Linked DNA regions of Homo sapiens: region 2 is linked to region 1. A link is an interaction called in ENCODE POLR2A ChIA-PET data of the cell type or tissue named here. Cell type or tissue: Panc1. All regions are shown on one strand.

The links. Peaks named below come from ENCODE experiments on the same cell type or tissue, not always from the same donor. Only the 100,000 strongest peaks of a DNase experiment are listed, where the experiment ranks them.
Region 2: POLR2A ChIA-PET joins it to region 1 with 17 read pairs; 20 of 35 experiments call an interaction of 5 or more read pairs at or near these places.

The regions. Positions count from the first base shown.
Region 1 is chr1:30,720,547-30,728,546 of GRCh38, reverse strand. It overlaps MATN1 (matrilin 1), which reads left to right and starts at 4,962. Exons shown (of 8, transcript NM_002379.3): 1 at 4,962-5,089; 2 at 6,796-7,142. The coding sequence starts at 4,996. It overlaps MATN1-AS1 (MATN1 antisense RNA 1), which reads right to left. Exons shown (of 4, transcript NR_034182.1): 2 at 6,825-7,259; 3 at 2,496-2,812; 4 at 1,801-2,304. In Panc1, no CTCF peak of the experiment used is centred here; no DNase peak of the experiment used is centred here.
Region 2 is chr1:30,787,603-30,795,602 of GRCh38, reverse strand. No RefSeq gene overlaps it. Among named protein-coding and RNA genes, the nearest start is that of LINC01778, 33 kb to the left of the region's middle. RefSeq lists an enhancer at 7,220-7,732. In Panc1, no CTCF peak of the experiment used is centred here; no DNase peak of the experiment used is centred here; H3K27me3 peaks cover 608 bases.

The sequences.
Region 1 (8,000 bases):
GAACTGTTCAATGGGGGATGGGGACGTTGGGGTCTTCTGATCCCTGCAGGTTGCGGGTTATACCTGGGGATGTTAAATCCCCAGGCTGCCTGGCCCACTGCTTGCGTCCCTGGGAACTGCCTGCAGCTGTAGGTGAGCTGAACCCACAGTGGGCTGAAGGGCCATGGGTTGGGGCATTAACTGGGCCAGCTAGAGTTCCCAGTGCTAAACCTGAGCCCGCTCCTCCAGATGCTCATTTCTTCTTCCAGTGTGATTGATTACAGGGGCCATTCCCCGTGGGAAGCTCTCGCAGTCGCTCCTGGGGTGAGGGCTGACCCTCTGGCCCCGAGAAGGCACGTAGCAGGGGTGGACCTTGTATTTTTAACAACCAGGTGAGTAGCATGGGTGGCCAGGTGTAGATGACCTTTGAGTTTCCTTCAGAGTCTGAGCTTCAGGGTTTCACATTTCCCTACAAATAAAATGGGTCACCATGCATTGAGTGCAAACTCTGATAGGGAGCTAGTGAGAGGGCTGGAGTCTATCTGGGAGGCTCTGAAAACAGGAGAGTGACTCATTCAGTGCTAGAGAAGAGAGGGAGATGGTGGGAGGGGAGGAGAGGGGGAGAAAGGGAAAGACTAGAGAAGAGAGGGAGAGGGAGGGAGGGAAGGAGAGGGAGAGAAAGAGAAAGACTGACAATGGCCTGGAAGGTGGAAGGAAGCTGACAGTGAAGAGCTTTAAATGCCAGCCAAGTCTGAATTTCCATCTAGAGGTGATCCAGTGCTAACAAAGGCTTTCCCCCCGGCAATGGTGACAGAGACTGTCACTGCTAACTAAATGCCATATCCTGGCCCTGGGCATCCAGGTAGAGTCAGGTAATGTGTACTCCTTCTCTGAGGCAGTTAAGAGAGATGCTTGCTGTCTCTCTCTTGTCCACATGGCCTGAGACAAGGACTTGGAAATGGTGGAGGCAGCTTTGGAGAGGGCCTATGTGGGGGGCACCCACCTGGCACTGGACGGTGCTAGGAGAGAGAAGCAAACCCTGTATTAAGCCATTGTGATTTGGGGGGCATGTCTGCTATTGCAACATAGCCTATCCTAGCCTGACTGATAAAAGAAGGCGTTGTAAAAATAATAAGCATTGGCCTGTCACGGTAGCTCACGCCTGTAATCTCAGCGATTTGGGAGGCCAATGTGGGCAGATCACTTGAGCTCAAGAGTTCGAGACTAACCTGGGCAACACGGTGAAACCCTGTCTCTACAAAAAAAAAAAATTCACTGGGCATGGTGGTGAACACCTATGGCCCCAGCTACTCAGGAGGCTGAGGTGGGAAGATCACCTGAAACCGGGAGGTCGAGGCTGCAGTGAGCTGTGATTGTGCCACCGCGCTCCAGCCTGGGTAACAGAGTGAGACCCCATCCTAAAAAAAAAAAAAAAAAAAAAAAAAGGAAAAAACTAAAACAAAAAGCCCAATACGCTTGATGTAGCATTCACTGCATTTCTTCCTTACAACCTTCCTGTGGCATTAGCATTAGGATTCCAATGCTACTGACATGAAACAGGCAGAAAAAGGAGGGATTTACCGGAAGTCACCATGGCTGGCCTGTGACAGAGGGGGACTCAAGCCCAGCTCTCTTTGATTCTAAAGCCGTTTCACTTCACAGGATTCCTCAAAGTCTGTCGTGCATGCCACTGGCAGAAAACAAGAAAATTTTCAGTGATATGTGGATGAAAAAGCTAAATTTAATTAGTTTTGAATTTATTTGAATTTTATATTGAATGAGTGTTTATTGGAATAAATAAATAAACCGTACATCAAACCAGTGATTTCATGGCTATTATTTCTTATAAGGCAGAGAAATTTTTAAGAAGTGAGTTGGTTTAGAGTGAATTAAACAAAAAGATTAAATAAATACTGGTAAAGGCGTATATGGATACTGCCAAACAGCTGATGGTGGGCAAAGAGTGAAGGGGGCAGGCTGCCCCGGCTGATGTTGCATTTGTGTTAGCTAGGTCATTGCGAGATAACCAGGTTTGCTCTTTAGGGAAAGAGCTGATCCTGGGAGCACTGGGGAGGGAGTCCTGTGTGCTTCCCACTGAACCACACTGCCCAGGGGCCTCTCCGTGGATCACAGATGCTCTCTCTTGCATGAAACACTAACGGCTTTAAGTTTCTGGAAGCCCGAGGGATGTGAAAACAGGAGGAGGGAACAGCAGAGCCCTTCACAGCTGCCTGTTTGACTTGTGAGCAACCTTGCAGAAGGCCCCTTCGTGCATTTTTTTTTCCTTCTGGCTCATACCGGACACACTGTTCTCAATTTTGAGTCCTGGGGAAAAATGTTTCACATTTAAAAAACACAAATATTGATTTTCTTTCCTTAATGTATATGCTGAACTTTTAGATCTCCTCTCCACCACCGCCCCCAGGCCTTGCCCCTGTTATAGAATGCCAAAGCTGCCTTTTTTTTTTTTCTGGTGGTGTTCGGGGGGGGACCCATCTCTGTTCCTGAAAAGTTACCTGTAGTGTATTTCTGCAGCTCTGCTAATGAGCGGAGAAGTGACACAGAGAAGGCGCCTGTGTTCTTCCGAGGAGCCCATAGAACTGCCATTCAGAGGTGGAGCTGAAAGGGCTGTTTCATGGGCCAGCTGCTGCCCAGCTAACGGAGCCTTGTGCCCTGAGCCCTGGACACAGCCCTGGCCGTCAGGGGGGTTGGGGTGGGGGGAGCAGTTGGTGAGGAGACCCCAGCTCACGTTCTCCTCGTTCACCTCCAGCATGGCACGAGGACAGCATTGCGTTTCTCACCGCTGGTCACCGTGGATGGCCCTTGTGTGACCCTGGGTGGTTTATAGGGAAATGGAACAGGTTCGTAGTTAGTTTTCATTCATTCCTTCATTTGCTTACCAGAGATCCTGTGCCAGGCACCATGCTGGGTCCCAGGGATTCAGTGGTGACTGAGACGGGCAAGCCCCCTGCTCGGAGGGAGCTCACGTCCTTGGGGAGACAGGTAACACCTTAATTACACCATTTTGGGAAGGGAGAGGCACCACCATCATCACACCTTGCAGCATCTCTGGAGAAGAATTCGACTTCAAAGTTGTAGCAGAAAAAGGAATCAGCAGCTTCAAGTGGTTTTTGGAATTGGGGAGGGCAGTGAATTAGGCACACATGAAATATAAGGGGAAAAAGTCAGAAGGCAATGCTCTTAACCTCCTCCTTCTCTAACACTGGTGCAAAGGGGAGTGAGGCCTGAGCTTTAGGCTTGGCTCTGCCCCTAAACTGGCTGGTGGCTTCGGGTAAGTCAGTGAACCTCTCTGGGCCTCAGTTTCTCCATCTGACAAATGGGCCAAGAGACTCAAATCTGCTGACTTCACAGGTTTGTTGGGTGAGCAAATGAGATAGAGTGATAGAATGAGTAACTGCCATGTCAAGGGTGGAAGGGATTGTTATAATTATTGCTAAAGAGTGTGGTAGCGGTGAGTTGGGTCTGCTGCACCCAGCAGTCGCTTTTTGTCTGTACATTTCCTTTTATTGAGGTATAATTTACACAGAGTGAAGTGCATAGGTCCCAAGTCTTAGGATTCTGCCTCCTGGAGCAATGACAATCCTTTAACTCCATTTCCACTTCTGTCCCCCTCTTGCCCCTCACATGGGGCAGGCAGATCAAGAACGACCATTCCCACTGCACCATGGCAAGCTGAGGCTCAGAGAGGTTAAGTCACCAGCTCCAGGTCACACAGCCAGTTAGGAGCAGAAGTGGCTTTGAACCTGGATCTCTCAGGTAGCCAAGCCCATGCTCTTTCTGCTCTATCTCATGAACTACTTGACCCAAATGCAAAGAAGGGGATCGTTCCTGCTGATGTTACTTTGTTTAGAAGGCTTTATCTTTGCCTTCTCTGTGCTGGGCCTGATGCAGAGTTGAATCCACTGGCTGACAGGTGAGGTGGGCCAAGCAGGGACCCACAGGGGGAAGAGATGGGCAGGGAGAAGCCACCTACATCAAGCTACACTGAGACAGCAGCATGGCTGAGAGCCGGGCCTGGGGCTCTATCCTGGCAATAACACTTCTTAGCTGTGTAACTTCAGACAAGTTATTTTACCTCTCTGTTCTTTAACAGTAGCTGCTTTAAAAAGTTGTCAAGAGGATTAACTGAGAAACCTCATCTAACTCCTTTGCTCCTTGAATCAACCCTAGGAGGCGCTATTACCATCCCTAGTTTCCAGATGAGCAATCTGAGACATGAGAGGTGAAGTCACTTGCCCATGGTCACACAGGTGGTTTGCTGGTATAGCAAACCCAGGTAACCTGGCTCCCAAGTCTGTGCTCTTAACCATGGTCTCCACTGCCCTGCCCATACTAACAGTGAAGGTACATGTTAGCCCTAATTATGACCTTGAAAGATTCTACAAGGCAGAGAGTTAGTGAGAGGAAAGGATTCTGGGCAGATGGCCCTGCATGTGTGATGGCCTGGAGGCCTTCGAGGAGAATCCAGGGGTAGCTGGAGAGCAGGGCGTGTGCGGAGAGCAGGGCACAGTGAGGCTGGGGAAGGGGAAGTGAATTTAATGAGAAACTTGGGGTTGTGAGTGGGGGAAGGATTTGGGTGTGGGATGAAGGTGCAGGACAGGGCTGGGCCGGGCCATTGGACTCAGGTATGCCTAGGCTTGGGGTGGAGCTTCAAGGCAGCGCGGGCTCCAGCCCCTGGAAGAGCCACCCCCCACCCACCTGAGATTTCCCAAATTCCAGCTGCCGCTCTAGTTGCTTCTGCAAGCAAAGGAGCCCTTGTGGTCAGAGGGGCCTCTGAAGCCTGGGCCAGGCTCTCCCGCCCTCTCAGGGCACACACACCTCCATTCAGCCCAAGCCCCGCCCTTTGGGGGGGCTGGGGGCCAGGGCGGGCTGCCCCCACGTCAGTCGTCAGTTGGGGGCCACCTGACCCAAAGGCTGGGCGGGCAGTGGGGTTGATAAGACCTGGACCCCACTGGTCCCACAACCGTGCCGGCTGCTGCCCGTGCTGCCAGAACTATGAGGGTCCTCTCTGGCACTAGCCTCATGCTCTGCAGCCTGCTGCTGCTGCTCCAGGCCCTGTGCAGCCCTGGCCTCGCCCCCCAGTCCAGAGGTGAGGGGGCTTGCGTGAGATGGGGGCTACTGAGCTAGTGGGCCCTGACCCTCAGCACTGGGGGCTGGGTACCGATATGGCAGGGAGCACACGGGATCCAGGATGGGGAAGGGAGCAGGGCGGCAGTGGTGGGCAGTGGGCTGGTGCAGGAGCAGACAGGGACCATGGTGCTTATAAGGGTCAGGGCAGGGGTGCTCCTCAGCCCTCAGGGACCATGCATGAGGCAGGGACCTTGGTCTTCCAGGTCTCTGGGGAGCAGAAGCTACTCAGAGAGCTGGCTGACGTCTGGAGCTGCACCAAGCCCAGGGCTGAGCCCATGGCTCTTTGATGACAGCAGACCTGGGATGCCAAGAGCTCATGCCCCCTTTGCAGGTCCTTCCAGCCTTGGGCTCCCTGGGGGCAATAACACCCCCCAGAGTTTCAGGTTTGGGCACTGAGTCCTGGAATGCCCATTCTTCCTGTACAGATGGGGAAACTGAGGTCAGTGAGGGCCTAAGACCACACAGTGAGATAGCGCCAGAGCCTCTAGGTTATTGATCTACTGCTGTACGGTGTGGCCAATTCCCTTTCCCTCTTTGGGTCTCAGTTTACCCATTTGTAGCCTTAGCGAGTAGACAGCAGGGAGCCTGCTGCATGGTGATTTCTAAGGTCTCCTGAGGAACTCTGATGTCCAGAGCCCCAGTCTAGGGCACTGTGAGTTACTGTGACTTGGGGGTTGGGACGGCCCTGCACGTTTCCCCTTTCCTCTTTGGGATTGGCTCTGCTCAGTTCAGACTCCGCATGGGATGGGGAGGGAAGGGCCTTTGTAGTGAGACCTTCCTGACTGCAGGCCCAGGCCAGTGACAGTAGCCTTATTCTCTCCACTGGACATGTGAGATCACGGAGGCTCAGAAAGGTGCAATGATCTGCCCAGGGCCCCACAGAGTGGCTGAGCCAGGATTTGAACCCAGGCCTGAACTCACTCTGACCCTGCATACTTCCCAGCACAGGGTGCTGCCTTCTTGGGTCTCTGGAGGACATTGCTCCTCGGGGGTGTGTCTTGGTGTGCACCTGATCAGGCTGCCGAGGTGGCCACCAGGAATTCCTGCTCCTTTTCCCTGTCTTTGGCAACCCGCCAGCAGGCGCTGCCAGGCTGAGGGAAACTGGTTCCACTTTGGTGATTTGCTTTGATGCTCAGATGAAAGAGGCCATGTTGACGGGCACTGCTTTGGCTCTCAAGCCTGTGCCCATGCCTGGAGGGCCCATCCTTGGTGCCCTCCTGCCCAGCTAGAAGAAATAGCTGCCCTTGTTTCTGGCAGCAAGTCTGGGCTGAAACCTAAATGTGTTTTCAAGGCCGCAGGGTCCTTTGCCACCCCTGGAATACTCATTGCTTGCCTGGCCCCCTGCTGGCTCCTCAAAACATCCTGTAAGGAGGGATTGCTAGCTCACTGCTCAGATGAGGAAACTGAGGCTCAGAGAAGTGAAGCAAATGGCCCAAGGCCAGGCTTGGCCCTCTGTGTTCCCCATGGGCTGAGCAGGGGGCCTTTGGCAAGTTGCTTGCTGGTGTCTGCATGTTGATAAAAGGGCTCAGCTGCCCAGCTGAAGTTTGCAGCCTACTGGGCCCGAGGCCTCGCACCTGGATCTAAGAAGCCGCACTCTGTGTGTTCAGGCCCAGTCCCTGACCTGTGTCTCTGCTCTCTGCCTTACCCCTCCTGCCCCACTCCCAGGCCATCTCTGCCGGACGCGGCCCACAGACCTGGTGTTTGTTGTCGACAGCTCTCGCAGCGTTCGGCCTGTTGAATTTGAGAAAGTGAAGGTATTCCTGTCCCAGGTCATCGAGTCGCTGGACGTGGGGCCCAATGCCACCCGGGTGGGCATGGTCAACTATGCCAGCACCGTGAAGCAGGAGTTCTCGCTGCGGGCTCATGTCTCCAAGGCCGCACTGCTGCAGGCTGTGCGCCGTATCCAGCCGCTGTCCACAGGCACCATGACCGGCCTGGCCATCCAGTTCGCTATCACCAAAGCCTTCGGCGATGCAGAGGGTGGTCGTTCCAGGTCCCCTGACATCAGCAAGGTACGTGCACGCCACCCTGCTAGGATGCTGCTGTTTGGAGGCTCCCGCTCGGAGTTATGAGCTTTGCCTGCAGACACTTTGATTCCCATGATGCCCCGTGAGGTGGCCATTTCATAGCTGGGGAAACAGGGTCAGAGAGGGGCGGTCATTAGACAGAGGTCACCAGTTGCAAGTGACAGAGCTGGGATTTGAAGCCACCTTTACCCAACCTTTCCATCCTAGGAGCTTACAATCATTTCAGTTTAGTTGACCTTGGTTCCCGACCAGTCTGAGCCCCTTGAAGACATTGCAGACAGGCCAGATGCTTATGGGAGGAGTGAAGGTGTGGCCTCCGCCACCAGCCTGCCTGGGTTCACGCCCTGCTCCACCATACTAGCTGTGCCACCCCGAGCAAGTGACGTCATGTCACTGGTGCTCGGTTTCCTCACCTGTAAAATGGGAGTAATGATAACACCTTCTCCAAGTGCTGCTGAGGACTGAGTTCAAAAGCATAAGGCTTCCCATCATGGCATTTGATAATTTTTAATTTCATAATTCTCCGAGGGCAGGGGCTCAGAAATGGAAGGGCTGTGCTGCCACCTGTGCTGTCAGTGAGGGCTCCAGGCAGAGGGCTGAGCGTTTCCCAGGACTTGTATCCTCACTGTCATGTTCAGGGCTCAGCACAGAACCTGAGGCTAAGCCAGGTGTCCTCTGTTCCTGTGGCACCCCCACAGGCTCCAGCACTTCCCCACTGCAGCCTTCGTTAGCCCGAGTCGCCACTTCCCTGCTCAGGGCCCCAGCTCAGGGGAGGTTCTTTCTTATCCCTCCTCCATACCCCACTCTCTAGCACACAGTGGATAAATGAACATGATTCTGCTC
Region 2 (8,000 bases), 67 kb before region 1:
TTTGCCTCTCTGAGCCTGGGTTTCTTTCTCTGTAAAATGGGAATGTAATAGGACTCACTTCAAAAGAGTAGTGTGAGGATTAATAGTAGTAATGGGGCTCATGATGGCTGCCAGACTTGGAGGGTTTATCACATGCCTGATGCTGTGACCACACTGAATCATCCCAGCAGCGATATAAGGAGTTTATTGCTGCCATCCCCATTTAATGGAAGAGAAAACTGAGGTGCAAAGGGGTTAAATGGTTTGCTCAAGGTCTTCTACTAGTAAATAGTAGTGCCTGGATTCCAGCCCAGATCTATCTGACTCCAAAACCCAGAATGCTTAACCCAGGAGGGTTATTCAAGATACTTAACAATTGGCCTGGCCTGGGCCTCAAGCCATCAGAGTAGATGCCTGCCATAAATAAACACGTTGCATGTGCTCCCGGCCCCGTCTCATCCATGACACACTCGAGTGTGTTAAATGGGATTAATCCAGGAAATCAGATTACAGATGTCAAGCAGCTTGGAGAACCATGAAGCACTCCACAAGCGCTGGTTTCTATTTCTTCTCACATTGTGGGACTGGATAACTGGCCTGGGAACCAGGAAACCTGGGTTTACGTCCTGGCTCTGCCATTAACTTGCTGGAAAGCATTGGAAGAAAGTTTCCAGAGTCAAACATTAACAAGGCCAAACCTGCTAAAGAGAGGGTGCTCCGTTAGTTCCTGCCGTTCAGGCCCCTCCATGTGCTAATTACAAACAGCTCATAAGCCAGGCCTTCGGCTGGACCAGGTTGTTAGAGCATTCAATTAAGGAACGGCATGTTAGAGCTTCTAAGAAACATGCTAAAATATATCGTATGTATTCTATGTGTACAACTTGCCCTACTTAAAGCACAAAACCTGGTGAGTTTTGACACCTGCGAAAGTGTCCCACAATCAGTGTACTACCATTTCCATATCTCCCCACTTCTTCTCATTCCCTTTAGCGGTCCATCCCTTCCCCTACTCCCATTCCCAGGCCAGCATTGATCTGTTTTCTTGCCCTCTAGATCGCTTTTCCTTTTCTAGGGGTTTCTATAATTGAAAGCACAGAGTATTAGACTTCTGTCTAGCTCTCTTCATTCAGTGAACTCTTTCCTGAGATTTAGCCCTGTTTCTTGAGATGTATCCCTGTTGCTGGGTGTTCCTTTTTATTGCTGAGTAGTACTCTGCTGCATGGATATATCACAATTTGTTTTTCCATTCACCTGTGGATGGACATTTGGGTTGTTTTCAATTTTTGACTATTATAAGCAAGTGGCGACAAACATTAATGTGCGTGTGCCTTTGGGGGCATGTTCTTGTTTCTCTTGGGTAAATACTCAGCAGTGGAAGGGCTGGGTGGGGCAGACTGCTTTCCAGGGTGGCCGTGCATTCCCACTGGTGTGTGTGAAAGTCGCTGTTGCTCCACATCCTCACCAACACTTGGCATGGCCGGCCTTTTTCATTTTGACCATTCTAGGGGGTGTGTAGTGCTATGCAGTGTGGCTCACACTGCAGTGTGGAAGAACAAATGGTTTCTGATGGTCTGTGATGTGCTGGGAGGAGCTGATCTGAACAATGAAGAGGGTAACTATTGGAGGAGTGGGTGCTGGTTTATTTTATGAGGCACCAGAAGGCAGAACTAGGGCCAATTAGTGGTACCCATAGGGATTTCAGAAACAGCTTTCTATCTGTCAGGACTGTCCAATGACGGAATGAATTTTCTTACGGAGTAGTGAGCTCACCATTGCTGGGAGTGGTCAAGCCCTTGAGTAGCTGGTGAGACTTGTGGGGTTGGATTAGATTTCTAACGAGGTTCCTCCAGGCCTGCCTATTTTGGCTTCTGTGGTTCTAGGAATCATCAGGTGATAAAAGCCTCGTTACCAGAGTAAGCATTAATATCCAAGTCTTGCTGGCTCCGCCCCCCACCTACGCCTGTGGGAACTCCAGCTCCTGGGTTCATTCTTCTCTCCTCTCAAGAGTGTGGGTGAATCCCCACCCCCTCCCACCGCTGCTGCTGCCTCCAGCGTCTCCATCGGGGTCCTGCCCCAGCGGGGTCCTGCCTCCCAGGGCCCCCATGCTCTCAGTCCTCTGCCACTTCGGGAGCTCACTGCTTGCCAGGGAGAGAGGGGAAGGGCGCTCCTTGAGGATGGGTCCCCTGGCAGGGCGGCGTGGACCGTCTTCAAAGCAGCTCTCTCTGCCCACACTCAGCCTACCCACCCAGGATTGTTGCTGCTGCTGAGGTGGCCGGGCTGGAGCGGGTCCTGGTACCAGGTGTCAAGATGTGTCCAGAACCAAGACCCCCTCCAACCGGGGGCCCCTGCCACTGAATCTCGCTTGCGACCTGCTCTCCGCTTTCTCTTACGGAGCCTTTCCTCCTCAGCTCCTGGCAGTCTTGCCTGGTTTCCATTGGGCACCTGCCCCAAGTCAGTCAGTCACATCATACATGTGTCTGAACCCCAGCCATGGCGAGGTGCAAGTGCCTGTTGCCCCGTGGCCATCCTGTGACCAGGAGGACGGTTGCACATGGAGGCTGGATGCTGAGTGTCACCCAGCCCTCATACTGCATGCATCCAGATCTCAGATCTGGCAGGTCCTCTATGACCCAGCAGAAGTAATCAAAGGCAATTTCTTTTAAAAGGAAGACTTTCTTTGGGACTATGTTTACCCTACTTGATTCTTTTATTTAAAAATAGGTAGGCTGGGTGCAGTGGCTCACACCTGTAATCCCAGCACTTTGGGAGGCCGAGGTGGGTGGATTACTTGAGGCCAAGAGTTCAAGACCATCCAGGGCAATATGGCAAAACCCAGTCTCTATTAAAAATACAAAAATTAGGTGAGCATGGTGGCGCATGCCTGTAATCCCAGTTACTCAGGAGGCTGAGGCAGGAGAATCACTTGAACCCAGAAGGTGGAGGTTGCAGTGAGCCAAGATAGTGCCACTGTACTCCAGCCTGGGTGACAGAGTAAGACTCTGTCTCAAAAAAAATAAAAAAAAAATAAAAAAGTGTAGAGCATATCCACTTTTGAAACCAGTTTTGTAGAATGAGTGTTTTCCGTGTATGTTAGCTAGCCTCTAACATGGCTCCCAGTGGTCCCTTCTCCTGGGATTCGTGCCCGTGTCATCCCTTCCAACACTGTACCAGGGTGCGTCTGTGTGAAGGATAAAATACGGGAGTACTGATGGGGCGTCACTTCTGAGATCAGGTTGTGAGAGATGCTGCAGCTTCCGTCTTGGTAGTTTTCTCTCTCTTTTAGGTCATTTGCACTGGAGGGCCAGCTGTCCTGTCCTGAGCAGCCTTACAGAGAGGCCTGTGGGGCAAGAAACTTAGGTCTCACCCCAATAACCAACAAGAAACCGAAGCCTGCTGCCCACAGCCCTGTGAGGAGCTTGACGGCAGAGTCCCCAGCCCAGTTGAGCTTTCCAAAGATGGAAGCCCTGGCTGACGTGTTGGTTGCAGCCTCACAAGAGACTCTGAGTCACAGCCACCCAGAAAAACTTCTCAATTCCTCTGTGACATAATGAATGCTGTAATTTTAAACACTGAGCATGGGGCTAATTTGTTATGCAGCAATAGATAACTAATACACCCTGCGATAATGTACTAGGATTTGGGACATCAGTCATTTCCTCCTGCTTTACCCCACCCCAAACTACCGGGAGCCTGCTGTGCTATGGGGAGCCCTCCTGGTCCAGCACAGCTGATAGGACCAGGGGAGTCACTTGACCAAAGCCAAGACAATTCAGTTGTCCCTTCTAGAAATTCTTTCTTTCTCCTTTCTCCCTTCCTCCTTCCTTCCCTCTCTTCCTCCTCCCCTCCCTCTCTTCCTTTTTCCCTCCCTTCCTTCTTCCCTCCCTCCTTCCTTCTTCCCTCTCTTCCTTCTCCCCTCCCTCTGTTCCCCCTCCCCTCTTTCTCTTCCTCCTCTCCTCTTTCTTTTCCTCTTCCCCTCTTTCTCTTCCTCCTTACTTCTCTCTCTTCCTCCTTCCCTGTCTCCCTTCCTCCTTCCTTCTCTCCCTCCCTCCTTCCCTGTCTTCCTCCTTCCCTCTCTTTGTCCTTCCTTCCCTCTCTTCCTCCTTCCCTCCCTGGTTTCTTTCTTCTCTCTCTCTCTTCCTCCTTCCCTCCCTGTTTTCTTTCTTCTCTCTCTCTCTTCCTCCTTCCCTTTTCCCTTCATCCATCCCTCTCTCTCTTCCTCCTTCCCTCCCTCTCTTCCTCCTTCTCTCCTTCTTTTCCTTCTCCTCTCCCTCTCTTCCTCCTCCCCTCCCTCTCTTTCTCTTCCTCCTTCCTTCCCTCTTTTCCTCCTTCCCTCCCTTTCTTTCTGCCTCCCTCTTTTTCTTGCTTTATCCCTCTCTCATTTTCTTTCAGCAGGAAGAGAAGATGGAATCAAATAGCTGTGAGGTTGAGCTAGAGTAGTGGGTAAGCTCTGGAGATAAGGCAGCCAGGCTGGCCTGCAGAGAGAGAGAACATTGCAGCCAGAGAGAAGCAGGAGGGATTTAGTGTGGTTGAGGAGACACACGCTGCTGAGGAGCTGGTGGTTTTGTGTGTCTCGATGGTGCTTCCGGCCGTGGAACTCTGGGGCATTCCTCTGATGCTAAAAATCATTCTTTTGACTGGGGCTCTCATAAGCTTCTGCTTTTTCCCATCAAATGATCGTCAGACAGTAGTTTTTGAAGGCCACATTTTTGAATAGACACAGAATGTCCCATAGAGTGGAGCTGCCTGAGTTTGCATCACCATTTCAGGTTATGCTTGGACATCACCTCATTGAACACTTGGGTAAGCTTCAATTTCTCTCTGTTATAAACAATGCCCCGATGAGCATCTTTGGCACTCACAGCTTTTTTCACATCTCCAGTTACATCTCTAAGAGGCCTTTCCAGAGGTGGGAGGAGTGTGTGCCATTTTAGACAGTAAAAGTACCCTGCTAGATGACTGGCCAGGCGCGGTGGCTCATGCCTTTAATCCCAGCACTTTGGGAGGCTGAAGTGGGCAGATCACCTGAGGTCAGAAGTTCGAGACCAACCTGACCAACATGCTGAAACCCCATCTCTACTAAAAATACAAAAAATTAGCCGGGCGTGACTGCACATGCCTGTAATCCCAGCTACTCAGGAGGCTGAGGCAGGAGAATTTCTTGAACCCGGGAGGTGGAGGTTGTGGTGAGCTGAGATGGCGCCATTGTACTCCAGCCTGGAAAACAAGAGCAAAACTCTGCCTCAAAAAAAAAAAAAAAAAAAAGTACCCTGCTGATGACTTTCCAAAATAATGGCCTGACACGCCCACCAGCAGTAGCAGGCATCACTCACCTCACTGGCCCTCACTGGCGTCAGGTCTCTCTCACTGGGGTTGGGGGGTGTATTCTCCTGCTGTTTGTCAGGCTGCTGTGAACTTGACCCTCTGCTACATGCTTGGGGATCAGGGGTCACCCAGTTTGCGCAGCAGCCATGCAGTGCCAGGTCTCTGGGGTCCGAACAAGTCAGCAAAGATGTATGTCATGATGGTTAGAATGAAGTGGATTCTAAACACCACTTAAGAATACATTAATAATGGTGTTGGTGTGTTATTCATCTTGAAGAAGTGACAGATGTTTCCCTCAGCAAAATGCTGACGTGGGAAAATGAGTTGGGAGTTAGGAGATTGATGAGTTTCTTCCAAGGGGCTCATTGCCTCTCGCCTGGACAACCTCCTTCCCGGTCCCCTGCCTCTGGCTCCAGCCTCCATCCACGCTAGTGTCTAGTTTGTCTTCCTGAGGGAGTCTGGGGACGTGGGATAGGTGCTGGGTTTGGAGTTGGGTGGTGGAGATCTGGTCTGGGTTCTATCCCTAAGCTCCTAGGTGTGGGGACATCAGCTTTTGTTACCCCCATTCTTGGGCCAGCAAATCCAATTTTCCTTTGGGGTCCCACCCTCTTCTCAGTCCTGGGGTGCCATGTGGGGCTGACACTGCCCCCGCCGCCTCACCCCCACTCCAGGAGTAGACACATTATCCCCAGACGTGGCCACTGAGAGTCCTGCAGACCTGTGGCAAGTGTTTGTCAGAGGGGAAGCATGTGTCCCAAGGTAAGCCTGGATCCAACCGCACCTGAAGTTCACTCTTCAACATCCTGGTCATGCTTGCAGAGTCCCTCGTCCTTTCAAAAAAGCCAGTCTGAATCAGGTGCTTGTCACTTGCAAACAAGAGTTGCCTCTGAAGACACAGCAGGACCTTGAATAAGTCCTTTGTCTTTGGTGGGCCTCAGTTGCCCTGTCTGGAAAATGAAGGGTTGGATTCTCTGAGGTTCTTCCAGCTCTGGAGGTTCACAGCCCCCATCTGGGCCATGTGACTTACACATCGAGGGGGGCCACAGGTGGACAGGCTGACTCTAGTGGAGACTCAGTTGCTCTGTGGCCTTGCCAGGAGAAAGCTCGGCGGGCATGCTCTCCCCAGACCTCCAAAATGCTGCCTTGGAAAGGAAGCAGTGGCTTAGCAGGCACCCCCTGGGGGTAGGGGAGGATCCGGGGGCATATTGGGGTTCCATCCTGTGACCAGCAGTGATAGGTGCTGCCCCTTCTCTGCATCTCTCAATGGCTCCCAAGTACCTTCAAGATTAAGTCTTATCCCTTTAGATGGGGAAAGAGCAAGACTTCTCACAGGGCTTAATAAATATTCAATGAATGAATGAATGGAAGAACAAGCACATTCCCTTCATGACCAGGCTCCCTGGCTGACTCCGCAGCCCTAAACTCCCCAGCCCTAGACCCTCCTCCTTCTGCTCTGCACAGCAGCACTCCCTGCCTTCTTGGACACGCTATGTCCTTTTGTGCCTTGGCCTTGTACATGCTGTTCCCTCTGCTTGGAACATCTCCTCCCACCACCTGCCTGGCAGACTCACGTAGCCTTCAACACTCAGCTCAGCGCATTCATCCGCTGACTCAGCCAACATTTCTGGAGCCCCTCCTGTGTGCCAGGCATGATCTATGTGCTGGCATTGAACAAAAAAGGTATAGTCCCCCTTCTCAGGGAGCTGCCTGCTTGTGGGGAGGCCACCAGCTGGGGATGCATGAGCTGAAGGACATTAAGCTGGGGGAAGAGATGGGGAGTATTGTGAGGAGCACTTTTTGGGGTTCTCTGATCCAGTGATATTTTGAGGTGAGGGAGTGGGCCTCGCAGGTCTGGCCCAGGCAGAGGTAACAGCAAACGCGCAGGCCCTGAGCTGGGAGCCAGCTTGGAATGTTTGAGAACCGGCAATGAGATCCCAGCGGTTGGAGTGAGGGGCGAAGGGCAGGGGAAGAGGTTCAAGAGGTCACAGCCGAGGGCTGGGGGGCAGCTGCACACTTGCTGGCCTTTTACCCTGAGTTGGGGGTCACTGGGGAGGGCAGGACGGGAGCGTTTTGAAGCAGGGACAAGGGCAGAAGTTGGGAGGTTGAGGTGGCAGCAACAGGAGCCATGGAAGTGGTCGGATCCTGGGTCTGCAGGCGTGGGGTGTCGGAGAGACAGGGTCGAGGATAAGCAAGGGGGCATCATCACCCACAGAGTTGGGGGTGCCGTGAAAGCAGGTCTGGGGCAGGGGCCGCCAGGGCTGGGTTTGGGCCTGTGGATTTCGAGATGCCGTCACTCAGCTGCGTGAACTCCTGGAAGTGAGCATGGACACAGGAGTCCCGTGCTCTGGGGAAAGGCTGGGGCTGGAGGTGTGGGTCAGGGAGAGAGAAGGTGGTGGAAGCCAGAGACTGCGTGGGTCACGTAAGGAGGGAGTGAGGGTGGGGCACAGGACCAGAGCCTCCCAGGAGGTCAGGGAGGCCAGGAGGCACCGGCAGAGGAGCCAGGAAGCAGGAGGAAAACCAGAGCGAAGCTGCTGAGGACTGGAGAGGAGACCCAGCCTCCCTGTGTTAGGTGCTGCCGCCGCCTACACCCAGAGGCACTTGGCTATTTGGTCCTGCCACAGGCAGGCCATGGGTGATCCTGAGAAGACATATGAGGATGAAAGCCCAGTTGAAGCAGAGAGGGAAGTGGGGGACTGGAG